3 separate regions of the Homo sapiens genome follow, and all the other regions are linked to region 1. Evidence: chromatin loops called from intact Hi-C (ENCODE). Cell type or tissue: GM12878. All regions are shown on one strand. Each heading gives the region's core, and the rest is flanking DNA. Links, peaks and the distances in the headings are about the cores only.

Region 1 (10,969 bases), core at 1,405-9,404:
CTCAGGTATTTTGTTATAGCAGTACAAATGGCCTAAGACATAAATCAAATATACATAGATGCTATTTATTCATTTGCTACGGCTACTATAACAAAATACTGCTGACTGCGTGGCTCGAACAACATAAATTTATTGTCTCACAATGTCTCACAGTTCTGGAGATAGAAGTCCAAGATCAAAAGCTTAGCACATTTGTTTTTCCTAAGGCCTCTCTCCTTCGCTAGCAGATGACCACCTCTTTGCTGTCTTCACATGGTCTTTCCTCTGTGTGCACGCATCCCTGGTGTCTCCTTGTGTGTCCAAATTTCCTCTTCTTATAAGGACACTGGGCCTATGTGATTAGAACCTAATCCTTATGACCTTATTTAAACTTAATCACCTCCATAAAAGCCCTATCTCCAAACATCCTGAGGCACTTGGGAGTGAAGTCTTCAACATACGAATTTGGGGAAAGGGGAGCACAAGTTGGCCCATAACAGTTACATATTCAGTAAAATGAACAAACACGGTTTTTAGCACAATATAAACACTACTTCATGTTAGTCTTCCACTATCTCTTAAACATCTATTTAGTGGAGGTAAAAATTTCCTGATCCTGAATAATATTTGGAAAGAGTCCAAAAATTTTCAAACTTTCAGAGAGTTAAAAGATCATTTAAATTTATGAAACATTGTTTCAATTAAGTAATTAGGATGCACCCATATTTAGATATTAATCAAGTAATTCAATATTTATTGAAAGATAAGATTTTTCTCCACCTTCTTGTAGATGGCAGCTGCCTGCCTTCAGGGAAGGGAATGTTGAACTCTTCATCTCTGTCCTACTCCTAACCCACATACTAACTAATGTTTCTGGTTTTCTAGAGGCAAAGGAAAGAAGAACGAAAGTAGAGGTGAGGAAAGGCAACATATGTTATAACTAGGCCGGATATCTTTTTGTTCTCCGTCTTCAGCAAATGCACGTGGAACCCTAGTGATCACCATTGATGAATACTTCTCTCCAGCAATATCCTTAACCTGAGTGGATGAACCCTTATTCCAATTGGTTACTTATGGCTTATTTCCCTAGCCTTTACCCAACTCCTTGCAGGTCAGAACTCTCTGCCCTTCTAGAGAGCTTTATTGGCCAGGACCATGGATGACCCAATACTGCCTTTTGCTCCTGCATGTTTTATGTCTGTTTAATGAAAAATCTGTCTCATCCTCTTGCTCCAGTGAAGTCTGAGAGTTCAGGTCTATCCCAATGCACCCCCTTCTACTTTGTTGCCATAGACTACATTGGCATTCTCAGGCACAAATCAGTTAGTGGTCCTCAGCATTTCTCAAATGCAGGATACACATTTTAATCTCATTAACGGTCCTATGATTACTTCTTTGCCTCAATAAGTTTGAAGAGAGAGAAATATGCCAAAAATGTTATTAAAACTTTATAAAATAAGTATTAATGTAGGAATGGTGGAAAAGATTATTTCTTTTCTCTCCATTCATTTTCCATCTGTTGAATATTTTACATTGATTTTTAAAATAAAATTTTTATTTTAGAATAGTTGTAGAGTTACAGAAAAATTGCAAAAATATTAGAGAGTTCCTTTATACCCAACAACTAATTTCTCCTATTACTATTTATTTATTTTAGTGTCTCACTATTTTGCTCAGCCGGGACTTGAACCCTTGAACTCTAGTGATTCTCCCACCTCAACCTCCTGAGAATTTCCCCTATTATTGAGATTTTAAATTATATAGTAAATTTGTTAAAATTAATGAACCCAAACTGATACGTTACCATTACCTAAAGTTCACACTTTATTCAGATTTTTTTACTTTTCACCCAGTGTCCTATTTCTGTTCTAAGATCCCATCCAGGATACCACATTGCATTTAGTTTGTTTTGTCTCATGCTCCTACAGGCTGTGACAGTTTCCCTGATTTTCCTTATTTTTTGATGACCTAGACAGTTTTGAGGAGCACTAGTCAGGTTTTATGCAGATTGTCACTCAATTGAGATATGCCTAACGTTTTTGTCATGATTAGACTGTGGTAATATATTTTGGGGAAGAAGACGACAGGGTAAAGTGTTATTTTTATCACATCATATCAAGGGTAAATACTCTCGATGTGACTTATTACTGTTGATATTTATCTTAATCATCTGGCTGAAGTAGTGTTTTGTAGATTTCTTTACTGTAAAGTTATGGTTTTTTAACCTCCTTTTCATATTGTATTATTTGGAAGGAAGTCACAATGCATAGCTCACTCACTTAAAGTAGTTACACCCTCACATCCTTGAAGAAAAAGTAACTACCTAAACTATTGAAATTATTTTGCATATAAAAATTGTCTTTTGTTCTTGATTTATTTATTCAGTCATTTGTTTATATCAGTATAGACTCATGGATATTTATTTTATACTTTGGGTTATATGATGCTTTTTATTCTCGGAAAAAATAAAGTGCGAAAAACCAAGTAAATAAAAATATTTCTAATTTGGATCAAAATTGAAATACACTAATAAGCAGCTTATAATGCATTTTGTAAGGACCTTCAATATGACTTTTTAAGTAAGTTAAATTTAACTAAATATAATTATTGTCGTAAAAAATTTTTTGAATAACACCTAATTACGCTAAAGGGAAGGACTAACAAAATAACTTTAAAAAATATATTTTAAACTAAACAGCTCTTGAACATTGTACTTTGATATGCATGCTTATTCTAAAAATAAAATACCTATATGTATAAATTATAAATTATTTTTATAATAATTATCTTTTAATTATTATAAATTATTTTTTATTTGCCTGATGGGTTTGTATTTCACCATAGTATGTGTGTAGCGATTCTGAAACTATTCTCTGTGTATTGTGAGACTGAGTGAATGAGTAAAGACATTGCTGCAGCCAGAATTTTCACTCTTAGACAAGGGAGATACAAATATGGAATAGAGGAAGGCTACAAAGAACCCAGTAGTGTTGGACTGGAATTTTCCAGGGTCTTCCAGATAAAGGAAATGTACAAGATGAACCTGGAACAATTTATGGTGCCACAAAATAAGGATGTGGTCAAAATACTAGTAGTAGTAGTAGTAGTAATAATAATAATAATAAGAAGAAGAAGAATAAGGCATGTCAAAACTACAATGGGGCTAACCCAAAATGGCTCCCAGTGGCCAAATCTGGAAAGAAGATTAGAATACCAAAATAAATAATGATAGTAATGGATGATAACTCATTGCCTAAAAGAAGAGTCCATGTGCCCACACCAATAATAAAAATATAAATGAAGGATTGACGGAGAATGGAAAACTTAAAAAATACTAGAAGGCTAGCAATTAAATGAAGAAGAATAATGATGTTAGAAAATCACCAACTTGTGATTATCATAGCAGTATATCTTTTAACCTGAAAAAGAATTGATTCTGGCATGAATCATCAAAGGATGATAAAGCTACAGTACAAATGGTGATAAAAAACGGTATATGCGTAATCACAAAGCATCTTCCCAGAAATTAATCACCATAGATTAGACATCTGATGTGATCTACTGAAGAGAAACATTAAGTCATTTGTATTCCAGACAAAAATGTATAGCTTGAACTGAATTACAGGAAAACAAATACAAATTTTTGAGACAAAGTCTATAGAATACTGGCTTATATTCTTCAAAAAAAAAGTCAACGTCACTAGAGATTAAGAAAGCCTACAGACTAGAAATTAAGAAGATATGTAAAGTAAATCCACTGTGTAACACTAAGTTGGTTTCTTGATTGAAGAAAAAATTATATAAAGGAATTTATTGGTATAGAGGTGAAATTTGAATATAAAGTATAAATTAAATAATAACAAAATTCATGGCAGTAGTAGATTACTAATGGCCAGAAAGTTATTAAAAAAACCCATGTCTTCAATTTTAAAAGTAAGCAATGTAATATAAAACAAAATCAAAATCAAAATCATCTCATTCAATGCTGGTAAGTATATAGCAAAATGGATACTATTGTTTATCACTCATGTATGTATATTGATGGATATTTAGATAGATAACAATATATCTTTTAACCTGAAAAATTCCAGCTCCTTAAATTTAGGCTAATAAGAATTGTTTTTACCATATTTATATTTTGAGGGGAACTTAGACTTTTTTGAAATATAAGTTAATTTTTTTCTCTAACTATAAAATTGGTGTGTTGCCCATTTTAGAAAATTTAGAAAATATAAACAATTTCAAAAGAAAATTAAAAGCTTCTATAATTTTACCACATAAATCTAACTACTATTAATAAAGACATAGATTTTTTTTTAAACATTGAGAACATACTTGTATACAATTCTATTTTTTGTTTTTCAAACTTAACCTCATAATGTTATCCTGTCATTTTTTAATTTATGGCTATAAATATACCTTTTTTTTTTTTTTGAGACAGAGTCTCACTCTGTTGCCCAGGCTGGAGTGCAGTGGCGCGATCTTAGCTCACTGCAACCTCCACTTCCTGGGTTCAAGTGATTCTCCTGCCTCAGCCTCCCAAGTAACTGAGTGCACACCACCATGACCAGCTAATTTTTGTATTTTTAGTAGAGACGGGATTTTGCCATGTTGGCCAGGCTGGTCTTGAACTCCTGACCTCAGGTGATTGGCCTGCCTTGACTTCCTGAAGTGCTGGGATTACAGACTGTAATCTGTAAAGCATTAAGCTTATTTTTATTTTTTTACTATGCTATTGCTCTGGCACATTTCTCTGTACATTTATATTTTACACGCCTCTGGTTATTTTCTTGTTAGTTTTAAAGAGATACAATTTTTCAGGTTTAAAAATCTATCTGTTATCTATCTATCTACCTATCTAGCTAGCTACACCCACCCAACCACCTACTTACCTACCTATCCACACGTTTCCACATTGCTTTCTGAGTTTTTTTTTTTTTTGCCAGTTTAATACGCATGCATTTTGTATATGAGAGGGCCTATTTTGCTATCTGCTTACCAGCATTGCATATTATAACTTTGTTTTTGTCCTCTATTTCATTGCTTGATTACTATTGTAGCTCAAAATTATATATGTATATAGTATATATATTTCATACATATATAGTATATACATTATATACATACATGGCCACTAGTGATTATGCTACATGTGTAAAGCATGTTTATATTGGAATATTAGAGTTTTACATAATTGCCTTATATTTTATAATTATATATATAAATTTTATATTACATAAAATTATCTCATATATAATCAAAGGATAAAGCTAGAGCTATAGCTGAAGAAGGATATAGAAATAAAGCGATAAGGACAGAGATGATAAGAAAGAAAGGAGGGAGGAAGAGAAGGGGGGAAAGAGGGATAGAGAGAGAGGGAAGCAATGATATATGTGATTTCGATACAGATTTTACATTACTTTAAAATTCCCGAACAATAGATCATTTTCTAGTTGATTTTCATTATATTCTCCTGATATGTTTTTCTAGATTACTGTAAATATGCATTCCCCTATCTTGAAGTAGTGTATATATTCTATCTAGGTAGAGACTCAAGAGCATATATAGTATATTATTTTAATTTATTTAGTCCTTCTAGTGAGATATATTTGTGTATGCCTTGCAAAATTTCTAACTTTTTCTTCAGTATTTAGTGCCCTCTAGTGTTTACAAAGAAAGGATAACAATACATTTTGCTTCCATTCCGTTTTCTGTTTATTTAGGATTCCTTGCTATAAATGAATTGTATGTATACAGATTGAGGAAATGCTTAAGTATTTTCAAATTTAGTCCAGAAATAAAAATGAGTGCCAGTCAATTCGTTATTTTGGGAGAATTTCAGCTTTAAAATACATACATGGGGTTTCTATCTGGCAAATGAAGAATGAAAATTGAGTGGGAAACCTAGTTACCAGAGTGACCATCCTTTACAAGGTAAGAAAATGAAATATTCACATTGATCCTGTGAAGTTCATTTCATGATACGTTAGCAAATATTGTGAGAATAAAATCAGCATGAGAGAAGGGGAACTAGCAAAGAAGAGAAAGGAAGAGGCATAAAGGAGCTATTTTTCTTTGTTATCAGAAGAGTACTATATTCTTTCCAGGGGATTTTCCCAGTCTTGAGGATTTTTTTATTTTTTTCCATGTAATATAAAGATTTGATATCAACCAACTCTGCAGCTTTGGCTTATTTCACTTGCTTAATATGGGCTTCAGCTTTCTCATCTGTACACTGAAATTGGCTAGTTCAGTAACTTCCAAATCTTTTTGAGGTGGCACAGATGGAGTATACACTTATTCAAACAAAACAGTCCATGGAATTCTACTGCATAACACAGGCAACATCAAAAATAATCTGGCTAAAGTGGAGCAGGGAGCTTGGGATTGTTTTGGTCCCTGCCATTTAACTTCCCCTCTTGTCTAATCCCTAGTTGACCCCTGGGTCACCTCTGAGACTCCCCAGTTTCTTGAGGAATGCGATTTGAGCAATAAGGGCAGCAAAAGAGAAATTCAAAAAAATTTCCCTTCCTATTAGTTGTTGAAATTTACCCTCACATGCATAAACTCTGCTGTCTGTAAGTTATTTTATATTTCAAAAACTAGCAATTTTTTTCACTTACTCATATGCTTAACAAAATTTAATGATAATCAGGTGTTATGTTAAGTTCCAGGAGTGCAATAAATAGATATATTCCTTGTCCTTATGTGTATAGTCCTAGAGTGGAGATTAACTAAATGGTTGCATAAATATTTATAACATTATCGAATTGATACACATAATGGAGAAGTAATAAGTGTTACTATGAGACTATCTGATAGGAAGATTTGATCTATACAGAAGTATCAGGAAATCTTCCTAGGGGAGGTGATGAATGAAGTGGGATCTAAAGATAAATTACCAGTTACCTGGGTACAGTTAGGAAGTAGGAATATTTTATGCAGAATACGGGGCAAGAAGCAGCATAGCATTTTTATTAATTGAAGTATGGTTAATGTAGCTAAAACAAAACAAGCAAGGGATGGGGGCTGGTGGAGAATGAGATGAATAGGGGCCAGGACAAACTGTCTTGTAAGCTACTCAAGGATTTTGATCTGTAGTCTAAGAGAAGTGGAAAAATCTGTAGCTGAAGAGCAATACTACCAAAATATTTTAAGCAGAGGTGTCATGATCAAATCACTCTGGCTCTAGGATGGTGAATGCATTGGTTTGGCATGGGTGAGAAGATGTATAAACAAGAATACAGTAACACATGTGAGGAGATTATTTCTATTGTTTTGAAGAGATATTAGTCTTGGACTGAAATGTGTCAGTGGAGATTTTAAAAAGAAGGTGTCTTTAAGAAATTCTTAAGGGATAAAATTTTCTAACTTGGTCATCGATTGGATAGAAGACGTAGGAGACGGGGAGATATTAAGGATAAACCCTAGATTTCTGTCTTATTCGATGGAATGGATGAGACATGGCCCATTCCAAGAAGGGTACAATTTTTGGTGAAAGGAGAGTCATGAGTGTGGTTAGTTTGGCTATATTAGATTTGAAGATCTTTTGAGACAAGTTGTCAAGCTGGTTTACGAATTCAGATTTGAAATACAAAGGATCTATCTCAGCTGAAGATAAAGATTTGGGAGTCATTTATGTTTCAGTAGCAATGAAGACATAAGCATAGATGATGGTTCCTACAAAGTGCAAAGTGACAATATAATAGAGTCTTAATAGAACTTTTAGGAACTTCAACATTAAATGGCTAAGCAAAGAAGGCCAAAAGGTTCAAAGCAGGTAGGCAGAGCTGTTACTAAATCAAGAAAATATGATATCCTGGGATCTTGGAGAAGAAAGTGTTTCAAGAAGGAAAGGGTGGTCAGAAGAGTTGAAGAGTGCTGTGAACTTATGCAAGATAAGAACCAAAATTATTCATTGGATTTGTTACAGGTAGTTAGACAGGCATGAACAGAGCAGGAGAGGGCTCTCCCTGCCACCCACTAGAAATGCTGGATGATGATTTGGCAATGATCACATTGCCTCTCTAAAAGTGATAAATTGGAAGCCAGTGCCAGGGAGAGGCCATTTCCTGATGATCCATACCTGTTGCACTAAAGTGTTTCATTCAACGCAGATGCCAGGGAGAAGCAAATTTCTGGGCATGCACGTTAAGAGACAAAATGGTGGAGTACGATCTTCTGGGGGCATACCACCGGAAAACAGAAGAAAGAGTCAGATGGGCATGCATACAACTTCCTAAACACATTGCGTATGCTCACCTTCCAAGGGTTAGCAGGGCACTGTGCATATGGGCAGCCCACCTTAAAAGAAGAACAATGGGAAAGGGACCAGCCTATAAAGATCTAGGATCAAACACCACACTTGACCTCGGTGCCCGCTTTGGTCTCTTCTAAGTGTACTTTGCTTTTTTTTTTTGAGAGGGAAGTGTTGCTCTTGTCGTTGTCGCCCAGGCTGGAGTGCAGTGGCACAATCTTGGCTCACTGCAACCTCCGCCTCCTGGGTTCAAGCAATTCTCATGCCTCAGCCTCCTGAGTAATTGGATTACAGGCGCCTGCCACCACGCCTAGCAAATTTTTGTATTTTTAGTAGAGATGAGGTTTTGCTGTGTTGACCTCAGGTGATAGGCCTCCTTTCTTTCCTGTTCTAAAGCCTTTTAAAAGAAACATCCACTCCTGCTCTGAAACTCACCTTGGTCTCTTCTTCTGCTTTATGACCCTCAGTTGAATTCTTTATTCGGAGGAGGCAAGAATTGAAGTTGCTGCAGACTCATACAGATTTGCCACTGATAACTCAGATACCCTCCACCAGTAACAGATTTAGTAACAGGAGATTTTGGGTGATCTTCATGAGACATGGTTCAGTAGCATGATGGAGGCAAAACTCCAGGCTAGAGTAGTTTGAGGAGTGAGTTAGAAGTGAGTTGAAATATTTCTTTATAGAAATTTAGCCTTAAAGGTGAGAAGAGAGATAGTCTGCTAACTAGTATAGGATGTAGTATTGAAGGAAGGACTTTTATATTTAATTGGGAGAAACTTGGGTATGTTTAAACACCAAAGGAAGAATCCACAGAGATGTTGCAACATATGAGAAGGAAAAGGAATAACAATGTTAATCAACAATCCAATTTTCTGGAGAAAAGTAAAGGTGATGTATCTGAAAGCATGTAGGAAAGCATTGCCCTTAGATAGAAAGGAGATACACTTTATTTTAACCAGGGAGAAATATTGTTAAATTAGTTATGTATATATGGCAAATTTGCGTATTTCTTGGCAGGGAAGAGATGTATTTGTGTGAGTGTGTGCATGTATATGTAATGTTTGTATTTTCCCTGTAAGGTAAATGGTGACATCATCTGCTTAATTTTAAGAATAAAATGGAGAGTTAAGACTTGATGATAGAGTAATAAGTGTAGTGATAGAAGAAAATGAGCTCACCATATAAATGTAGAAGGATGAACTAATAGTGTTGCAATTATATCAGGGTTGGTTTCTGTGAATTTATAGCGTATCCAATCTGCTTTCCTCACCTTTATTTTATTTTGCTTTTTACCACATACAATTTAACTGGACCAAATACAATGATAAAGCAGCCATGGAAATAACATTTTACATCTATTTCAGACAGCCTGTATAGTGTCCTGACCATTCACTATATATAATAACATTATGGCATTCCCTGGATCACTGCTAATGTAATTGAACACATACACATGCAAAACAGTGATCTAATCACTGAGCACATGAAACTATTTAGAACAAGAAGAAAGAGAACATGAGAGACCACATGACCACAGATTCTGGTGGGATAGTGACGTTTTGATATACTAACTCTTCCTGGAGTTGGGGAGGGAGAAAAGAGGCATAGAATAATTTCTTTGTGCTTTCAGGATGGTTATAGAGGCAAATCTATAATGAGATGAAGCATGAAAGTATACAGAGATGAAAATGATGTCATATAAAAGAAAGAAAACAGGAAATTAATGTGACAAATTTCACTTCTAAATCAGCTTTCCATGCGAGTACATAAAACCTGGGATCCCAAGGTTGAAAAAATAATTAAAAACTGATAAGGTACACTTTACATATATAACAAACCTGCATATGTAAACCTGAACCTAGAATAAAAGTTAAAAAGAAGACAGAAGAAAAGGAAAACCCTATGACATTTTTGGCTGCTCCTTCTCCTTTTTTATATCCAATCTATTATCCTTCCAATGAGACTGACCTTATAGAAACAACTACATTTGTTTCCAAGAAAATCTGTCTTTAGGGTAATAATTACTATAACTTCTTTTGTTTCAGCTCTTCAATGTATTTGGTACATGAGTAGCAAGGAATTTAGCCAGGTCATAAAGAGATCTGGCCTTTGTCTCAGGTTCCTGGGAGGTAACCTTGGAACCTTTGGCATTTCCTTATTGATAGGAGTGTCTTTGTCATTTGATCTGGATCCGCTAATAGTTTATGCTATAAAGGTAACTCATGGTAAGCCCTTCTGACCATGTGATCTCAGTTTAACCTTCAGGGAGCGTGATTCAATCAATTTTGCCTAAGTAATGGACCCTAATAAAAATTCTGGACATCAAACCTCAATTGAGCTTCTCTGGCTGGCAATACCCATGTGTAGTGCCATAGCTTGTGGCCAGAAGGAGGTAACCCTGTCCATCCCTGACTCCTTGGAGAAAGGATGACTAGATGCCCTGTGTTTGTTTGGATCCTTCCAAGACTCTGCCTTGTGTGTCTTCCTTTGTCTGGTTCTAATTTGTATATTTTCCTTTTAATAAAAGTGACCTTGAGTATAATAACTTTCAGTGAGTTCTGTGAGTCTTTCTAACAAATTATTGAGCCCAAGAATGATTCTGGGGATGATTCTGGGAGCCTCCCAAACTTGTCTGTTTCAAAAGTCTTGGGCAGACTTGGCAGTCTAGAGGACTGTGACCTTAACTTTGCAGTCTAGCTAACTCTAAGTGGTACAAAACCAAATAAAACT
Region 2 (10,969 bases), core at 1,068-9,067, 75 kb before region 1:
TCTGAAGGAAATGCCAGGGAAATAATAACAACAACTTCATTTGGCACAAGATAAAGATGTTTTCTCTATCTGGGCAACTCAGGTGCACTTACCTGCTTGTGTTATGTTCCATTGATAATAAGCCATAAATAAAACAAGCTAAGCCAACTACAGCTGCAAAGAATAGCATTTCTGTGTAAAATCCAAGAAAGACAAAATAGATACCAATTTTTTCTCCATAATAATTCCTGTGAAAAAGAGTAAAAACAGAATCAGAATATGGAAGAATGTTATAGTCTGGAGCCTTGATTTTGTATTCAGACAGGCATATATTCTAATTTTGGCTCCACTGCTTTCTAGACATGTAATTTTGGTGAAGTTACTCAACTCTCTAAACTTCAGTTTCCATATCATTATCATGTTTTAACACAAGATGGTGCTTATGCCATACTGCAAGGACTGATACAAGGATTAAAAGGGATAACAGATATAAGTAGAAAGCCAATTAAACGGAATTTAACTTTAAAATTTAAATAAGATAATTTGGAAAGCCTCTGTATTATAAAGAGAATTTAAATGGTTTTTAAATAAACTACAGAATATTCTACAATGTAATTTCTAGGAATGAACTTAACAAATCAAAACCATATCCAAAATCTGCATGGACTTTTGCTTTATCTCTCTAAAACTGAAAACATTTCTCTGACCGCATTGTAGATATACATTTCCATCTTTCTCCAAGTTTGAATCTTGGATGTTTACAGGATTGTGACATATGCAGCAGGCCAAGGAATTAAACATGACTACTTTAGCAAAAATTCTATGAAATATGCAGCCTAGCTCTTGGTTTTCAAAGAATTGAAAAGTGACAGCGTTTATCGGCACAACATTTTAATTCTCACAACCAAGTGTTTTGTTTTTAACTTAGTACCCATTTAGGAATGAGAGAAAGTAGTTTTCTCCTCCTCAGAAAGTCAGGTTTTCTTGTTGTTGTTGTTTAACCTGATTAATCTTCCTCCTTATTCATATAGATCCCAGCTCACCAAATCTGTGAGTCTTTCCACAGTTTCCTAGGCAGAAAGATGTGATACCTTTTGTGTTCTAGTAGCATGCCATATGATTCTGTGAAAGTACTTAATATTAAATTGTAATTTCTATATATGCTTAACAAGAACACATATCTGAACATAAAGGTTATAAACATTTTTTCTCAATGAGATTTTAAAATGTATTTATCATATTCAATATTAACTTTATTGAACATCCCATTCTTCATATTTCAACACTCTTAATATTAATAGGCATCTTTCTGTTTATCCTGTCTTTTTTCATTCTTTTCAGTGATGATGAACATTGTTGCATTGTTAATTTCCCTAATTTGGTTTTCCAGATCACTATAAACTTGAAATTAAATTATAATGCCATCATATTCCCTTGCTAATCTGCCATTCACAACTTCCTTAGCTTACTCAGAGTGAATGAACTTTTTCTCCCAGTTTTTTTCTGAAAAATGTAGAAATTATTGTAATAGTACATGACATCAAAATCAGAAAAAGTACAAAAATATATTTTATGAAATTTACTGTTTACCATGTCTATTTTTAATGTTTTAAAAATGGCAGAATCAATGTTATTAGAAATATAATATCAACATTATTGCTATAGACTTAACTTAAAAATTCTTTAAGTATTCATAAGGAAACTGGATATTTCAACAATCTTAGTTTTAAAGTACTACTTTTTTCTCCTTTTCAATTGTCACAAGTCTTATTCCTTGAGCATAAAAAACAAAATCCCTCAAGAACTCTAAACCTGTCAAAAAAAGAAATTGCTGAGAATTTACTAAATGAAATCAGGTAAGTATTTATTACATGTGGAAATATACAAATTATCTTACTAAACTTTGGACTTGGGTATCTAACAGTAACAGATTAACAACGAAATAATCTTTCAGGATCTCAGAAAGCAGGAGATATTTCTTAGATTTGCAATATGGTAAAAATGCATACATTATTGAAATCACATTTAATATTTAATTTAAACTATCTTGTTAGTCATAACTAAGAAAATAAGAGAAATCTAATAACATGAGACACTCTACAAAAGCTCAAATATAGGGAGAGCCTTCTTTTGAGTATTATTTTTTAGAAAAATATGCCATATATTTAAATCTATGATCTTTTTTAACCTGTCCATTTTAATTATTAGACTTTCAACTGATCTGTGGCACTGCACCATTTAACACAGCATCTGATAGGTAGATGTGTGTTAGATACTGTGTGAGGGGACTGCTCTCATTTTGTATTTCCAAGATGTAATATTTAGTTGAAGACATAGTAAATAATCAAAAGAATGATGATAGAATTAAATTGAATACAATCTTGATAAATCAATCAATGCAAACATTTTTTTCTAAAATGACTTATTTTTACAATGAATCCATAAACATCTGAGAAACTTAGCTTCAGTATTATCCTCACATTGTAATAACATTATCTGTACCACACATATATTTAGTCTATGCTATTTAGTATGTAGCAGTATTTCAATTTTGTTTCTAAGCATTAACATACAACATATGGATATCAAAAACAAATTACCTGAAGTGTAAGCTGGAAGGAAAAAAAAATGAGCTGATAGAGCTGATGTGCCAGTGATCAGTCTTCAACTTTATATGCTCCATCAGCCCATTTTTCTCAATCTTAGCATTGCCATTTTCCCCAAAAATATTATCTAATGTGACAAAACTATCTGTGCTCAAAAGGCAGAAAAACCACTTCCAGATATCTGGACATTAAAGTGATGTTTGGTATAGAGGTAACATGAAATATGTGAAATCTAGGAACTCAGATTCCTATAAACTGTATCTCTTTCTAGACACCCTATCATTCTGTCTTCCTTATTTTTGTCCTCCATATCCAATAATCCATTAGGGCCAATGAATTCTGTCATAAAAATATTTTTTCTAATTCATAGTCTCCTCTCCTTCCTGTTGTCAATGCCTTGAAAAGACCTCCAAAATTTATTGCTGGACAATTTTAACAGCCTTTACTTCCCTGAGTTCAATCTTATATCCATCTAAATTATCTTTTGTTTCCAATAAAATGATGTTTCTAAAGAAAAATTGAGCAATATCCTTTTCTTCCTTCAAAGCTTCATCTTTTTACTTCAGCATTGTTCTTCAGGATTTTGTTCCTGGTGAACATTCAAATCTTCTTTGCCAACACTCCTACTTGAAGAACTAAACAAACACACAATGCTCTTGTGTGTTCTCTTTGCCTGAGATATTCTTACCTAACTTCTTTCCCTACTATACTGCTACTTATCTTTCAAGACATAGTTCAAAAGCACTGTGAAGCTTTCCTAGAGGTTGTCATGAAGATAGGTGCTTTTCCCTCTGTATTTTGTTTGGAGTATTACTGTGCTGTAACTAATACGCATTTGTGTGTGTTCCTGCAAACAAATTCATGTTAGGAAACCACCATCTGATTATCTTTGTAGGCACAGTACCTTGCTTGATATGTAGTGATGCTTAATAAAGTCTCATTAAAAGAAATGTGTCAATTGTAATTATGCATATATGAATAAATTCTTTTCTTTTTTGCTTTTTTTTTTTTTTTTTTTTTTTGAAACAGGGTCTCACTCTGTTGTGCTAGGTTGTAGGGTAGTGGTGCGATCTCGGCTCATCGCAACCTCTGTTTCCCAGGTTCAAGCAATTCTCCTGCCTCAGCCTCCAAAGTAGCTGAGATTACAGTTGTGTGCGCCACCACGCTGGGGTAATTTTTGTAGTAGTAGTATTATTATTTTTTAGGTAGAAACGGGGTTTCACCATGTTGACCAGAATCGTCTCAAACTCCTGACCTAAAGTGATCTGCCTGCCTTGGCCTTCCAAAGTGCTGAGATTACAGGCAAATTCTTTCTATTTTAAGAATATTTTAACTTTTATCAAGTCTACCCACAAAACCTTTACTAAAACCCATGAAATCAACAAGGAGAGGAAAAACACCCAAACCCAATACAGGCCTTCAGTATCATGACAGAGAAAGTCATGATCCTCAAATTACCTGCAACTAAGGAAATAAAAACAACACCTGCTGCTACAAACCTAAGACACAGGAGAGAGGTGAAGATGTTTAAGAAATTATAGGGGAAAAATGTAAAGTAGGGTGGAAAACATAAAGAAACACAGCTAAAATAACCCTAGAGAAAAGTTTAACTAAATGCCCTAATGCAGAATATATGTTTGGATTTGGTCATTTATAATCTATAAGAAAGGATCTGAAAAGAGTGAGACTGGAAGTGGCAGCCTGAGATAAGCAATATTTCTTGAGAAGAATCAGATACAAAGAGAAGACTGGTACTCTTTGGAGGAGTGTCAGTAAACAGAAAAAAGAAAATAGGAGAGTTAGAATCTCGTAGAAATGAAAGAAATAGGCTGCGCAGGGCAAGGGAAGATGGGTGCCCACAGCTGTGAGACTCACAGGAAGCTTCAGGTCCAGCACACACAGAAACAGATTCTCCCTCACTCCCATTCACCAGGTTGAGCATCCCTCATCTGAAAATTCGAAACACAAAATTCTCCAAAATCTGAAACTTTTTGAGTGCCGACATGATGCCACAAGTAGAAAATGCTACCCCTGACCTCATGTGATGAGCCACAGTCAAAACACAGGCACACAATGAGAAAATGACATTTTTAACACTGCAGAAAGGTGTCTACAGACAACACATTGAGAATGTGTGATGGACTAACAGAGAGGGGCACTCTAGTGCTAGAAACTCTGTTTATAAATTAAAAACAAATTGAAATAGGTAGGCCACGTCCATAAAAAAACATGCAAAACAAAAGCAAAATCAGAAAATGTGAAGTAAATAATTTAGTCTGATAATTCTCCCCAAATAACATGAAATTGAATAATACTGTAATAAAAACCTAAAAACAGAGTGAACTCTTCTCAAATAAATATTTGCTGATACAAGAAAACCCCAGAAATATAAAAACTAAAAAAAGGAATAGAGAAGAGTGGAAAGATATAAAACAAAAATTGATTGAACTCCAGAGATAAGTAGAGCAAATTATAAATCATATCAGATCACATCAGAAGTAATACTGAAATTAGCAAGTAACAAAGGAAACACAGACACAGTGCCAGCGATCAGAGGGGTCTCCCCCAGGATCCCGAAGCATACCAGCAAGGAGAGAGGGTCATCTCTCTTTTCACCCCACCACAGAGCACTGCTGTGAATAGGCAGAAATACTGAAGCGCTGCGAGGCTGAGCCTATCTGCTGGCTCTTACTCCTAAGTGCCATCTACTGGATAGTAAACCAAATTACAACACCAAAAACATTCTGCCAATATACAAAACTGTGAAACCCAAGGCAAGAATCCAGCTACAAATAAAGACCCTGTACAGAGCCTTGGCTCTCTGAAAGCACCCAGTAATGAAGCCAATTGACTATACTCAACTTATACTACAATTAATGGAACACCAGCCCTCTCAGGCAAGAAAGATTCAGTGCAAGAACTCTGGAAATTCAAAAAGTCAGTGTCCCCTTACCTTCAAATGAGCTCCTCAGCAATGCTTCTTAACTAGATGGTAACAACAGAAATGACAGACATACAATTCAGAATGGAAAGGACACTCATCGAGATTCAAGAGAAAGTTAAAACCCAATCCAGTAATCCAGGAATCCAGTAAAACAATCTAAGAGCTGAAAGATGAAATAGCCATTTTAGGAAAAAACAAAACTGAACTTCTGGAATGGAAGCAATCACTACAAGGATTTTATAATACAACAGGAAGCATTAACAGCAGAATAGACCGAGCTGAGGAAAGCATCTCAGAGCTCAAAAACCAGTTCTTCAAATCAACTGAGCCAGACAAAAGTTAAAAAAAAAAAAAAAAGAACAAAACCTCCAAGAAATTTAGGATTACATAAAGAGACCAAACTTATGACTTATTGGCATTCCTGAGACAGGAAAGTAAACAACCTGGAAAAAGTGCTTGAGGATATAGTCTATAAAAATGTCCCCAATCTCACCAGAAATTGATATACAAATTTAAGAAAGATGGAGAACCCTGATGAGACACTATATCCCCAAGGCACATAGTCATCAGATTCACCAAGTTCAACACGAACAAAAAAATTTAAAGGCAGCTAGAAAGAAGAGTCAGATTACATCCAAATGGAAGCTCATCAGGCTAGCAGCAGACCTGTCAGCAGAAATCTTACAAGCCAGAAGAGATTGGAAGCCTATTTGTAGCATCCTTAAAGAAAAGAAATTCTAACCAAGAATTTCATATCTCATCAAACTAAGCTTCATAAGTGAAGGAGAAATACAATTCTTCTCAGACAAGCAAATTCTGAGATAATTTTTTACCACTAGACACGGCTTACAAGAGGTCCTTAAGAGAGTACTAAACATGGAATGAAAGAACAACACCTGCTATCACAAAACACACTTAAACACATAGCCCAAAGACACTATAAAGAGACTATACAATCAAGTCTACAAAACAACAAGCTAACGACATGATGACAAGATCAAAATCTCACATATCAATACTAACACTGGATGCTGAGATGCAAAAATCTATACACAAGATCAATGAAACCAAGTATTGGTTCTTCAAAAGAATAAATAAGACAGACCACCCTAGCTATATTAACAAAGAAAAAAAGGAGATCCAAATAAGTCCAATGAGAAATGACAATGATGATATTATAACTAATCCTACAGAAATCAAAAATCCTCCAATACTATTATGAAAAGTTCTATGCACATAAATTAGAAAATCTAGGAAATGAATAAATTCCTGGAAACACAAAAGCTCCCAAGATTAAACCAGGAAGAAAGTAAAAACCCAAACAGACCATTATAAGTTTTGAAATTTAATCATTAATTTAAAAATCTACCAATCAAAAAATGCCCTAGACCAGATGAATTCACACCCAAATACTAGCAGATAGAAATACAAAGAAGAACTTGTAACAACCCTGCTGAAACTATTCCAAAAACTCAAAAAGGAAAGGCTTCTCCATAACTCGTTCTATGAAACCAGCACCAGGCTGATACCAAAATCTGATAGAGACACAACAACAAAAAGACAATGTCAGGCCAATATCCCTGATGAATACAGACACAAAAGTTGTCAACAAAATACTAGAAAACCAAATCCAGGAGCACATCAAAAAGTTAATACATCCGATCAAACTGGCATTATTCCTGAGATGCAAGGCTGATTCAACAAGTGCAAATAAGTAAATGTGATTCACCACATAAATAGGATTAAGAGGAAAAACTATTAACATATGATCATCTCAATAAATGCAGAAAAAGCTTTTGATAAAATTCAGCATCCCTTTCCATTCATGATTAAAAAACCCTCAATAGTCTTGGTATTGAATGAACATACCTCAAAATAATAAGAGCCATCTATGATAAACCCACAACCAACATCATACTGAATGGGCAAAAGCTGGAATCATTCCCCTTGAGAAATGAAATAAAACAAAGATGCCCACTCTTACCACTCCTATTCAACATAGTGCTTAAGTCCTAGCCAGAGGAATCAGGCAAGAGAAAAAAAATAAAAGGCATCCAAATAGGACAAGAAGAAGTAAAGCTATCTCTCTTTGTTGCCAAATGATTCTACACCTAGAAAACCCTAAAGACTCCACCAAAAGTCTCCTAGATTTCATAAATGACAGATGAGAGAGTTCAGTAAAGTTTCAGGACCCAAAAGCAATGGACAAAAGTGAGTAGCTTTCTATATGGCAATAATGTTCAAGCTGAGAGTCAAATCAAGAACACAATCCCATTTTCAATAGCCACAAAAAATGAAATATCTAGGAATACAGCTAATCCAGGAGGTGAAAGATCTCTACAAGGAAAACTACAAAACACTGATGAAAGAAATCAGAGATGACACAAATAAATGGAACAACATTCCTTGTTCATGGATTGGAAGAATCAGTATCATTAAAATGGCCATACTGCCCAAAGCAATTTACAAATTCAATGTTATTCCTATCACACTACCAATGACATTTTTCACAGAATTAGAAAAAGCTATTCTAACATTAACATAGAACCATAAAAATGGCCAAATAGCCAAAGCAATCCTAACCAAAAAGAACACAACAAAGAACACAACTGGAAGCATCACACTACCTGGCTTCAAACTATGCTATAAGGCTATGGTAAGCAAAACAGCATGGTACTGGTAAGACACATAGACCAATGGAACTAAACAGAGAAAGCAGAAATGAAGCTGCACACCTCCCACCATCTGGTCTTCAACAAAGCTGATGAAAACAAGCAATGGGGAACGGATTCCGTATTCAATAAATGGTGCTGGGATAACTGACTAGCAATATACAGAAGAATAAAACTTGGACCCTTATCTTTCACCATATAGAAAAATAACTAAAGATGGAATAAAGTTTTAAATGTAAGACCTCAAACTATAAAAATCCTAGAAGAAAACCTAAGAAGTATCTTTCTCTACATCGGCCTGGGTAAATAATTTTTGGCTAAGTCACCAAAAGCAATTGCAACATCAAAAAATAATTGACAAGTGGGACCTAATTAAACTAAAGAGCTTCTGCACAGCAAAAGAAAGTATCAATAGAGTAGACAATCTACAGTATAGGGGAAAACATTCACAAACTACACATCCAACAAAGGTCTAATATCCAGAATCTATGAGGAACTCAAACAAGTCAACAAGCAGTATCCAAATAACCCCAATAAATAATTGGCAAAGGACATGAAGAGACACTTCTCAAAATACATACAAGCAGCCAACAAACATATGAAAAAATGCTCATCATCACTAATCCAGAGAAATGCAAATCAAAACCGCAATCAGATAACATCTCATACCAGTCAGAATGGCTATGATTAAAAAGTCAAGAAATATCAGATGGTGGTGAGATTTGGGAGAAAAGAGAACATTTATACACCGTTGATGGGAATGAAAATTAATTCAGCTGCTGTGGAAAACAGTTTGGAGCTTCTGCAAAGAACTTAAAACAGAGCTGCCATTTGACCCAACAATCTCATTACTGGGCATATGCTCAAAGCAATATAAATTGTTCTACCAAAAAGATGCACGCACCTATATGTCCATTGCAGCACTATTCACAATAGCAAAGACATGGTATCAACCTGGGTGACCATTAATGGTGGAGCAGATAAATAAAACGTGGTATATATAAACCACTTGTAAGTGGGAACTAAATATTGAATACACATAGACATAAGGATGACTACGATATACACTAGAGGAGGTAGTGTGGGAGAGGGGTGTGGGTTAAAAAACTCCCTATTTGTTACTATGCTCACTACTTGGGTGGCAGGATCTGCACCCCAAACCTCAGCATCGTGCAATATACCCACACAAAAAACATGCATGTATACCACTGAATCTAAAATTAAAAAGTTGAAATTATATAAAAAAATTGGGACAGCCTAATGTTTTTCAATAGAAAAACAAATAAATGAATTATGAAAAATTTATAATAAGGCATTCTGTGTTCCACTAAATAGTATCAGATAGATCTTTGTGTATTCATAGAAGGACATCAGTAATATACTATTTAGTGAATAAAGAAAAATATTAGCATGAAAGAGAAGAGAAAGATGCCATTGCTCTCAGAAAAAAAAATGTTTCTGCTTTTTTATGCAGGAACACAAAAATAGGACTAAATCAATATTATCCAAATCAAGCCTAGTTATTTTTGTGGAGTTTGATGAAGGTAGAATTTCACTTAAAACTTTGTTCATCTCTTAATTATTTGAAATGTTTTTGATAAATATTCTGGTTTTATAACTTAAAGTATTAAATGATTATTATTCAAAACAGTTAAAATAGCCATTCAAGAAAGAGTTTGCATGATTTATCAAAAGCCCCAGTTTATAAACTGACTAAGTGACATTAATTTTCCAAAATGTGTCCTCTAGTTTGACTTAAACATACTGTTGAGATAACATTTCAGTTGATTTGGATGGATCCATTCAAATCAGTCTCATGAAACAGATACTGTGATGCTGTGTAAGCATAGCAATGCAAGTATAAATCATCAAGGAAAAAACACTGCCTATAGTAGCAAGAGATCTCTAATCTAATAGTTCATTGAATAAAATCATATGTCTCCTAATATCTTGTATGCTTGTAGTATTGCTATGCTTTAAAGTGATAACCTGCAACCATAGTCTTCTTGCTTAGCTAATGAAACTATCTAAAGGATTGAGGTCATAGAACAAATGTCTTCACAGCTCACTGAGAGCACACACACACAAACATCCATACACAACCTTTGTCTTATGTTCCAAATTTCTGGACTCCAAGAGAAACAAAAACTAATATGTATTAAACACTAAGTGTTAGCCCCTATGCTAAAAAGTAGTAATATTGCTATTCCCGTTTTACAGATAGTATAGATATTATAACTAATGTGCTAAAAAGTAGTAATATTGTTATATCTATTTTCATAATGGTTAAGTAACTTGACCAAATTTATATAGCTTTCAAGAGACAGAACTTGGATTGGAATTCAGCCTAGCTAAATGCTAAGGTCTAACCTCCTAACCACCATACTATCGCTGTTGTCTTTCATCAGTTTAGCAACAACATTCTCCTAAATGAATTGCTAATTTATAGTGTAGATATGAAATCAAGAAGTTGTGAAATGTAGTGGGAGAAAATAGTAGTAAAAAAAATATTATGCCATTGTGAATAAAAATCACATTATCAAGTTTTAATTGGTCTGATCCTGTGTATGAAACTTACTTAATCAAGTCTAAAGGCTGCTCCTTGTAGAAATAGGAAAATCGAGCCCAATTCTGGTGAAGTGTGTATCTTTCATTGGTAGGATTGGGAGGTTCTGATGGCTTCCAATATTGGCCCTGCAGATATTCAAGAGGAGGGTACATAAAAGACGAAGCAAAAGACAAAGACGAAGTAAATAAACACTGCTGTT
Region 3 (10,969 bases), core at 1,458-9,457, 140 kb before region 1:
TAAAATCAACCTCACACTTTGGGATAAATCTCTTTTAGGGATGATATATTATAATATGTGGATGTTGCTGATAAGAATTTTTGTTTCTATGTTAATGAAGGATGTAAGCCTGTACTTCTATGTTTTTGTAATATTATCTTTTAGTTTTGGTATGAGAGTAACACCATATTTTATGGACTTACAAAATAAGTTGGAAACTATTCCCTCTTTTATTTTCTGAGACAGTGTATATAAGACTATTATATCTTGCTTTATGATTGATGGACGTCACCAATGAAACCATCTGGGCTTCTAATTTTCTTTGTGGGGAGAATTTAGATTACAAAATCAATGTTTTTAATAGATTATAAACTATTACAACTTTCTATATGTGTTTTTGTGCAAGTTTTGGAATTTGTGTTTTTAAGTGCTTTAATAATTTCATCTAGGGCTGGGAGCGGTGCCTTACGCCTGTAATCCCAGCACTTTTGGGAGGCTGAGGGGGCAGATCACGAGGTCAGGAGATCGAGACCATCCTGGCTAACATGGTGAAACCCCATCTGTAAGAAAAATACAAAAAGTTAGCCGGGCATGGTGGCGGGCGCCTGTAGTCCCAGCTACTTGGGAGGCTGAGGCAGAAGAATGTCATGAACCCAGGAGGCAGAGCTTGCAGTGAGCCGAGATCGCGCCACTGCACTCCAGCCTGGGTGACAGAGCAAGACTCCGTCTCAAAAAAAAAAAAAAAAAATTTCATCTAAATTCATAAATTTATCATTACAAATTTTTCATATTTTCTTAATATCTTTTAAATATTGTTGACACTTTTGTAAAAATCAATACATCTTTTTGAAACTGTAATGATATTCCCTTCTTTGTTTCTGATACAAGCAATTTAATGCCTTCTCTCCTTTTTTTCCATTAATCTTTCTGATGGGAAGGGTATCAATTTTATTGATCATTTAAAAGAACCAGTTTTTAATCTGAATGATTTTCCCAATTGTTTGCCCATTGTATATTTTATTGACTCCTCTTTATTATTTAATTCCACTTATCTTGGGATTAATTTAATTTCTTCTACACCTCAAGAAGAAACCGTAAGTCATTGATTTGTGTCTTCTTTTCCAATGTAAGTAATTAAAGCTATAAATTTTACCTCAGCCATTTCTCTAACCATACCCCACAAATTTAATTATGTTGTGTTTTCATTGGCTTTCAGTTCAACATATTTTAAATTTTGTTTTGAGTCATAGGTAATTTAAAAGTGTGTTAATTTTCAAATTTGTTGGAATTTTCTAGATTTTTTGTAATATACATTATTCAATTATATTATAACCAGACTGTTTTGTATAATTTTAATTATTTTAAATTTATTAAGACTATTAAGACTATTTGATGGCCCAGAATACAGTTTATCTTAGTAAACAATCCACATATTCTTCAAAAAAATTAGGTTTCTGCCCTTTTAATTACAGTGATATAATAGAAATTAAACCAGCTGATAGTATTTTTCAAGTTTTCTATGTCTTAACTGATTTTTTATATACTTGTTCTATAAATTACTGAGATACAAGTATTAACAACTTCAACTATAAATCTCTCATTTTTGTTTTAGTTCTATGTATTTTTGCTTTAAAAACTTTGAAACTCTGTTATTAGGTACACATGCATTTAAGTCTTCTTGATCAGGACTTCCAGTTATGGATTCTTGATGTACTAGGGATCTATATTCATGTGAACACCACCACAGTTAAAATATAAAACAGTTGCCTAATAAAGATTCCTCATGTCCTCCTTTTATAGGTACAACCTATCTCCATATCCTTCACAGCCACCAATCTTTTCTCTATCCTTATAATTTTATAATTTCAATACTATGATATAAATAGAATCAAACGGTATCTAACTTTTGAAGGCTGGATTATTTTACTCAACCCAGTTTACTTGAGGTCCATTCAAGCTGTTGCTGGTGTATCAATAGCAGTTCCTTTTTTACTGCTGAGTAGTATTCCACTGTGTGGATGTACCACGTTTGCCTACCCATTCACACATGAATGATATTTGGGTTTTTTCCACTATGGGGCTAATATGAATAAAGCTGGTATGAACATTCATGTACTAGTTTTGTGAAAAAGTTTAAGTGGTTTTTTTCTTGCATAAATGTTCAAGTATGCAATTGCTGAGTTTTATGGTAAATAAATGATTTATTTTATAAGAAACTGAAAAACTGTTTTCCTGAATATATATACCATTTTAGATATTCAGTAACAATCAGAATGATCCAGTTTCTTTACATCTTCACCAGTGTTTGGTGTTATTACTATTTTTTATTTTAGCTATTCTGATGGGTGTGTTGTGATGTGTCATTGTGGTTTTAATTCACATTTATCTAATGATGAATGATGCTGAACATCTTTTCATGTGCTTATTTGTCATCTGTACACTCCCTTAAGCAAAATGTCTTTTTCCCACTCACTAATGGAATTGTTCTTTTCTTTTTTGACTGTAGCTTTGAGAGATTTTTATATTCTATATATAAGTACTTTGTAGAATATCTGGTTTACAAATATTTTTGCCCAATATATAGCTTGTCTTTTCATCTTCTTTACAAGGTCTTTCATAGAACAAAATCTTTTAATTTTGATGCAGCCTAATTTATTCAACCTTTCTTTTGCAGATCATGGTTTTGTTGTAAGGTTTAACACTAATTTTTCTAATCTTAGGTTCTGAAAATTTTCTCCTATTTTTTATTTAATAGTTTTATGTTTTATTCAGGCAAGGCTTTTTTTTCTTTTGCCTATGGATGTCAAAATGTTCCAGCACCATTTATTGAAAAAGCTATCCTTCCTCTATCTACTTGCTTGGTACCATTTTCAAAAATCATTTGGACATATTTATGTGTGTCTAGTTCTGGATTATTGATTATATTTCTTTAATATATGTTTTTATTCTTCTGCCAATATCATGCTGTCTTGATTACTGCAGCTGTCTTTTAAGCCTTAACTTGAAGCAAAGTTTAATGGTTTTATCTCTTCTAGCTCCTGAGCATTTCCATATAAATGTTAAAACAAACTTATCTATGTCAGCATAAAAAAAATGCTATTTTTTGCTTAACAATTTAATAAACATGATGTTACCAATATAGTGGACGAATATAATGTTCTGTGTTTTACAAGATGATCAACATACTTCAGACTAGATTGTGGCAGAGAATTTAAGAACTTATAGAGCTGTAAGTGAGGTAAAAGATACACTCTTGTTATCTTTCTAGATTATATATAATAAAATGTATATTTATTGTACATTTTTTAAAAGCCAACTTGGTTGAGGTGTTCTGTTGTTTGTAACTTAAAAAGTCCTCTTTAATGAATAAGATGAATGTTGGAGTAAGACTAACTCGGATTAAATTCTTGCTCTGACATGAATTACATAACTTTGAGCGGAATACTAAATATCTTGTGCCTTAGTGATTTTGAGCATGAAATAATAATAATTAAACCTATCTTATAGATTTCTTCAGAAGATGAAATAGATCATCTGCCTTAAGGTTCTGGACCAGTGTATGCAACACAATAAACGTTCAGGAAATGGTTGCTATGATGATGACGACGATGATTATGACAACAATGATGATGATGAAATGAGTTGGTAAGTTATGCCATCGAATTGGTTCTTGAGATTTCTAGTTTCCAAAGCCAAGAGAAAATCATGTTTCCAAGATTCCATAGCAGCCCCACAAAGGCTGTGACATTAATTTTTAGTTTAAAAATACTTTGGAACGGACCATACACAGAAATTACTAAAAAGCTTAATAGCTTAATAGTCTATGATTTCAACAATAGTTTTAGAGCAAGGCAGTGCAAATTTAACTGGGATATTTTTAGTTTTCAAATTTAAAATTGTAACTCAGTTAAGGTATCACTTCAAGGCATTCACCTAATGTGATCTAAATATGTGAGTTCATTCTAGAGAAATATTTGAATTTTATAACATTTTGGCTAATTTTCAATATATATTTGTATCACCTAGCCTTTAAAAATGAATCTATTATATACTTCTTGTAATAAAATTGAAACAACAACTAATTTCAGAAAATGAATAATGGAGGTACCTCCATCCTACTCTGTAGAAGCCACTGTTGATATGTTAGTGTGTATTCTTATTAAACTTCTTTTAAGTTCATACAGACACTGATATATATATTTACATACATATAGAGAACAATATTTTGAAAATTATTTGTGTACTTTTCCATATTTCTAAGTATGCAATATTTAACTTAGTCAGAGTAAGATGTTTGTCTAGTCAGGGTAATTAAAATTTATTCAAAAAAGAATTTAAAGACAAAGTATAAGGTAATATTCAGTTTCAAGGACACAAGATGCAGTTTATAGGACTTTAATAATCATAAAATAAAGGCATTATATATAGTAAAAGGATAGGTATCTAATACATTTATTTGGTTTCTTAAATGATTAAACATAGATTTACCATTTGACCCAGAAATTCCACTCCTTGGTATATAGCCAAAAGAAATGAAAACTATGTCCACAAAAGACCTTGTTCATGAATGTTTAAATCAGCATTATTCTTCATAGCCAAAAGGCTTTAAATGGGTGAATTCTATGGAATGTATTTACATCTCCACAGGCTTTTAAAAAAATAAATTCATTCAGCTTCCATTTAACAAATCAAGAGCTAAGCCTAGAGAAATCACCCATAGAGTTCTTCCAGTGTATAGTTGAAGTCAATCTTGGTTTGGTATTTAAATCCTAAGTAAGACTGGATGTAGAACTGGGAAGAAACAAGGTATAACACAGTAGAAAGATGTCTCACTGCTTGTACTGATAGAGGATAGTGATAATAAAGGTGAAGTCAGAAGCAGAATGGCATATTGATAAGACATAGATCTCTAAAATTAGATTATAAATTAAATTAGATCATATATTGCTGCTAAATTCGTTGTAAAAAATACTTCCTGTTTTCTGAGGTTTTGAAGTTCAGAATAAGGCAAAAATAAATGCTTTAATTATTGAGCAGTAGGAGAAACAAATTTTTTTCCCTTTCCTCTTTCTAGGCTTCAGCCCAGAGCAGAATATGTTCCCTAATAAAGTATGAGGATGTCAGCACATGCCATTTGTGTCCCACCCAAAGCTGCAAACTTACTTAAAGTTTATCTGTAGCTTCAGGGGACAATTTCCATAATGACTGATGGCATTTTACCCTGGGTATGTACTTACATCTTTTTACCTTAATGATTTTTTTCTAGCCATGGGAATGTACTTGGCTGGTTGGGACATCTTGGACTGCTGAGGACTTATCGTTCCTAGAATCAACCCTCAATCTATGAGGGGGAGCAGTAGATAAAATCCCCATCTTGCTCTTCTCTTCTGTGTGAAACTTCTGAGCTTTATTTCAAAGTCTTTCAAAGGGCTTCTCAGTGGGACATACCTCTGGTTTCCCACAGTGATAACCCACTGATAAACACTTGCTTTATTCCTTTTCTCACTTGCTCATTCCCTAGAATCATATCCTAAATACAGCACTTCACCCACATACTTATTGCACTTTCTACAACAAGCAGGGGAACACTGAAAGCAGGGAGGTAGTTGCCCAGCTTTCCAGCTGGGGTATCCAGTAGGAAACCAGAAGTTGTACAGAGGACTCCACATAAATATGGGTCAGCTCAGCGTAACGCAAGGAGGAGTGGGTGGGTACAATCAGATAAAAATATATAGTTGTCCTCCTCAAGCCTCCCTCAATTTTTTGTGTTCAGTGGACCCTAAGCTGAGAATCTGTGAAACTGCCATTGAATGCAGTGTGGAAGAGTGAAGGCACTATCTAGAGAAGCTGATAGCAGAACACTGGACCAGGGTATGTATGAGGCACATAGCATAAACCCAGGAGATTTTAGCTAGCAAAACCTAAGGAGAGTAGATTTGGCAAGAGGAATATAGTTGCCTTTCTCGAAAAGTATTATCCAAGTAAAAAGAATATACTACAGATTTATTTGCCATAGGCTGCCAGTAAGGTTCTCAGTGACCAGACCTACAAGGGCTATTTTGCCCAAATAACAGTGGCGGCCTGCACCTGCAGCTTGTACACAGTCCATTTTCATAAACCAGAGGCCCATCTTTTCCCATGCCATTTTCCTCCTATTAACAAACTGGGACACCATATTTGCCACAGAAGCATGAGGGGGATGCAGGTTCTTCAAGAAACTAAGCACTTTCATTTAGGAATTACCGAAAACCACCTAAAGGGACTATTCATTTCTTTGGATCCAATCAAGTTGGAAACCTTAAGAACTTTTAAAATTGTATTTCCCCATACTGACCAGCAGGTGGCAATCAAGATAAGAGTTAAAACATTTTTGCCGCTGATGTGAGTTTCTAGTGTGAGTTAAATTGGGAATTCAACTGTACACAAATGAGATTACACTATCTCTACAGTTTTGTAGCTAGTTATTAACTCGACAAATATAGTAGAATACTTATGTTAATTTTAATGAATGGATTGTGTTATATCCCATAATATTATTTTTAAAACTAATTATTGTTAGGTTATTTCCTATATTTGCCTATTACAAACAACACTGCAATGAATAAAATATACTTGGACTATCAACCTTCTACCCACACCTTTATATCTACAATTTACAAATTTGAGTATTTGTGTAATGTAGATTTCTAGAATGAAATTGCTGGTCAGATGTATGCAGTTTTTGTGCTCTTTTTAAAAACTCTTTATTGTAAAAAAATTCAAACACATACAAAAGGGGAAAGAATAGCATTTAAAATCTATTTACTGAATAGATACAGTAAGGAGGTTTACTAAAATCTCCTTACTGACCTTCAACAAATATGAACAGCTTGTAATCTTATTTTATTTATCCCCTCTGATTTCACCTCCCCACCCCCAAAATTATCCAGGATAATTTTGAAGGAAATCCCAGGCATCATGTCATTTCACCTGCAAATATTTAGGGTGTATATTTAAAAGATGTGTGCTCTCAAAGTCGTGGCCATTAATACCATTATTATACCTAACATTAAAAATAATTCATCATTCATTTTGAAGTAAACACTAGATAGTCATGGCTCAAATATGTTTTCCTCCTAATTTTTCTACTGCTGTTCAGCTTTCTCTTCCTCCTTTCTTTGTCTTCCTCTCTTTTCTCTCCTCCTTCTCCTCCTGCTTCCGAACCTCCTATTCTTCCTCCTTTTCCTCTTCCTTCCTTTCTTGAAGTTTGCTCAAATCAGGATCTAAAGAAGATGCATACATGAGTGATAGGTTTCTTAAGTTTTTGTTGTAGTTGTTGTTTTTCATACATTTCCCTCCACCTCTTTTCTTTCTGCTGGTAATTTATTTGCGAAAGAAAGCCAGTTATTGGTCCTATGGAGGTTTTTTAGTCTAGATTTTTGTGGCTCCATCATGTTTAATAAGTTCCTCCAACCCCTGTATTCCACGTAAATTGCTAGATATAGATACAAATAACAGTTTTGTTGATTGCTTTATGAGTTATACATATTTTCTTTTTTTAACCTATATTTTTCTGGCTACAACATCCATGTGGAATAAAAAGGGTAATTGTGTGATTTTTTTTAAACCAAATTTTTATTTTAAAAATTTTCAAAAGTACAAAAGCTTGAAAATAGTATAACTAAATGTCAGTGTACTCACTACTTAGATTAAATAGTTTTTAATAATTTGAGTCATTTTCTTTTATCTCTTTACTACGTAATTGAGGAGTCATTTGACATTAAGTTTTAGACATCATGTCACTTTGCCTTACCTACTTCAATGTGCGTCTTTTAAGAATAATGGTATTATTCCTATTTAACCAAAATACCTTTATCAGAATTAACAGTGAGGAATACTGTCTCATAATCCATGTTCACATTTCTCCAATTGTCCACAAAATGTCATTAGTTTTTTTAAACTTTATGTTTTGAAATAATTTCAGACTTACAGAAGAATTGCATCTATAGTGCTACCCTTTACCCAGCTTTCTCTAATATTAGTGCCTTACACAACTGTAGTACAATTTTCAAAAGCAGGGAATTAACATTGATACAATAGGATTAGCTACACTCTACACCTATTTTCATCTCACTAGTTTTCTCATTGATGTCCTTTTTCAAGTCTAAGATCCAGCCCCAGATCCCATATTTCATTTAGTAGTTGTCAAGTCTCTTTATTCTCCTCTAATCTGTCAGTTAGCTGTTCATTCTGTTTTGATGATTTAATCCTTTAGTAGAATGTATCTCAATTTGACTTTGTCTGATTTTTTTTTCATAATTAGATTGAGGTAATGCCTTTTTGGCAAGAATACCAAAGTACTGATGTGTCCTCAGTGCCTTATACTGGGATACATGATATTAATATGTGTTATTACTGGTGATGTTAATCTTGATTACTTGGTTAAAGTAGTGTATGACAAGTTTCTCTATTGCAAAGTTGTTATTTTTTTCTCTTTGAATTAAATAAATACATTGTGGGTGGTGATACTTTAAGTCTTTTCAAATGTCCTATTTTTATCATGCTTTCTCCTATTAATTTTAGCCTTTAACAATTATTTCTGTGGTTTATGTTTAATATGATTTGCCTCTCTGATTCCTTCCAATTTATTAGTTGGAATTCTTCAATATATTTTCCCTCATTTGTTAATTTATTCAATTATTTGTTTGTATCAGTGTTAACTACTGGGTATTATTATTATTATTATTAATTTTGTTGCTCTAATTTTTCCAAGTTTAGCTATTAGGAGTTCCTTCAGGTTGACTTCTGTGTCCTTTGACACGTCCCATCCTTGAGCACTCTTACTTTCTGTCACCAAAAAATGTTTGAGATTCCTCTTGTATTCTCTCTGCTCTAGCCTTTAGAATCAAATATTTTTCACCAGAGTCCACTCAGGCTAGATTGTAGTCAGCACTACTGTAGTGTCATTGTTTCCTGTGCTCTCTCAGAGAACGTAACTAGAAAATATATGCATGTACATTAAAATATGCACATCTACATTTTTTATATTTGTCTATCATTTATCTAATCTATCATGAGTATTTTGTTACCTTTAGTTCCGACTTAAAACCGTAGAGTTCATTTCTGCTTTTCTCTTTCTGTTATTTATAACTTCTTTCTCTGGCAGTGATAAACCCTATTCTCATTATCCACATTATATTTACTTATTTTTCAATTCTAGTATATACATAAATAATTTCAGAATTGCCAGGTCATATTCCTGTGAGAAAGACATTTACTAACTAGAGTATAATATGTAAGTATACTTCTTTCTGTATTTAGCCTTACAGTATAGAGTCAAATTACATTGTTTTCCAGGTACTTAGGTTATTTTTTTTCTTCCCCATGCCCTGTAAAGTGGATTTATTATTCACTTTTAATATAGTTGTTTATTTTTAAATTTGTATTCCACCTGGAGTTTCTACCCTACATCCTGATGGACTTCTTTCTTTTTTAATTTCAAGGTTTGTGAAATATTACCATACTTATAACAGTCAGAGGTATTGAAAAGGTATGCCTGGAAAACATTGTTCCTCATCATTCCTTCTACCAAATATTTATTCTATTCTCATCATTTCCTGTAGGTAAGTAATATCATTAGTTTCTGGTTTATTCTTCTATTTCTTTTGCAAAAATTAGCAGATATACGATACACATATATATTTGTTTTTTATCCAATTCGCTTTTGTACCAAGTGTAGCACACCACAGGACCTCTTTTGGATTTTGCTTTTCTCACATAACTGTGTATCTTGCAAATCATTCCATATCCATTCAGACAGATCTCTTTATTCTTTTTTACACAACTGAATAATATTCCATTGTGTGGATGTGTTACAGTTTACTTAAGCACTCACTGTTCTATGTATGAACATTTATACTGTTTTTAATATTTTGCAATTATAAACAGTGTTGTAAAGAATAACCTATTGCATATGTATTTTTGTATTGTTCAAGATATGTCTTTAGGATAGATTTCTAGAAGAAGAAATGCTAGGTGAAAAAAATAAATGCATATGTAGTTTTGTTGGGTGTTACAACCATGATAATATTTCACAAACCTTGAAATAAAAAGAAATTAAAATCAATCAGGATGTAGAATAGAACCCCCAAATGGAATAAAAGCAAAACGATAGGCCGGGCACGGTGGCTCACACCTGTAATCTCAGCACTTTGGGAGTTGGAGGTGGGCGGATCATGAGGTCAGGAGATCTAGACCATCCTGGCTAACACGGTGAAACCCCGTTTCTACTAAAAGTACAAAAAATTAGCCAGGCGTGGTGGTGGGCGCCTGTAGTCCCAGCTACTCGGGAGGCTGAGGCAGGAGAATGGCGAGAACACAGGAGGCAGAGCTTGCAGTGAGCCGAGATCGCGCCACTGCACTCCAGCCTGGGCAACAGAGCGAGACTCCGTCTCAAAAAAAAAAAAAAAAAAAAAAAAAAAATGCTAAACGATAAATTATCTTCTCAGTGGGTTGTACAGTTTATATCTCACTAGGAACATAAAAGAGTGCCTTTTTCCCCATAGCCTCATAAAAAGTTCGTCATCAAACTTAAATGTTTACAAATCTGATAGGTGAAAAATGCTGCCTCAGTGTTGTTTCAATTTGCATTCCTCTAATTATAAGTTCAACACTTTTCATATATTTGAGGACCATTTTTATATATTTTTCATTAATTATCTGTTCATTTCTTTGTCCCATTTTTTCTATAGGCCCTCAGTCCTCTGTACTTTAATTTTTAGGGTTCTTTATGAAATAGAGATATTTGTCCTTTGTCTAAGTTGCAAATATTTTCTCCCAGTTGGTCATTTCCCTTATGGTACCTTTGTAATGCATTTTTAAAATTTTTTACAAAATCAACTTTACCAATCTTTTGCCAATCCAGTGTCTTTGGATTTTGAGTCATGGTTATGAGGCTCTTTTGAAGTAGCACATTCTTTGAACTCCCTTCCTTGCATTCTGTGTTCTGACC

What was found. Hi-C counts contacts between places; a loop is a spot of excess contacts. Peaks named below come from ENCODE experiments on the same cell type or tissue, not always from the same donor. Only the 100,000 strongest peaks of a DNase experiment are listed, where the experiment ranks them.
Region 2: it touches region 1 in a loop (6-fold over the local background); 5 of 110 quality-filtered maps call a loop at or near these places.
Region 3: it touches region 1 in a loop (9-fold over the local background); 63 of 110 quality-filtered maps call a loop at or near these places.

The regions. Positions count from the first base shown.
Region 1 is chr11:22,164,712-22,175,680 of GRCh38, reverse strand. LOC124902645 (a long non-coding RNA gene) reads left to right here and starts at 5,758. Exons shown (of 4, transcript XR_007062622.1): 1 at 5,758-5,913. In GM12878, for the core only: no CTCF peak of the experiment used is centred there; no DNase peak of the experiment used is centred there; H3K27me3 peaks cover 150 bases.
Region 2 is chr11:22,239,495-22,250,463 of GRCh38, reverse strand. It overlaps ANO5 (anoctamin 5), which reads right to left. Exons shown (of 22, transcript NM_213599.3): 9 at 10,780-10,895; 10 at 93-227. Among named protein-coding and RNA genes, the nearest start is that of ANO5, 52 kb to the right of the region's middle. In GM12878, for the core only: a CTCF peak has its summit at 5,287 (motif pointing left); a DNase peak (open chromatin) is centred at 5,180.
Region 3 is chr11:22,299,892-22,310,860 of GRCh38, reverse strand. It overlaps SLC17A6-DT (SLC17A6 divergent transcript), which reads left to right. Exons shown (of 4, transcript NR_186351.1): 2 at 3,487-3,624; 3 at 5,054-5,204. Among named protein-coding and RNA genes, the nearest start is that of SLC17A6-DT, 33 kb to the left of the region's middle. In GM12878, for the core only: a CTCF peak has its summit at 6,337 (motif pointing right); a DNase peak (open chromatin) is centred at 6,155.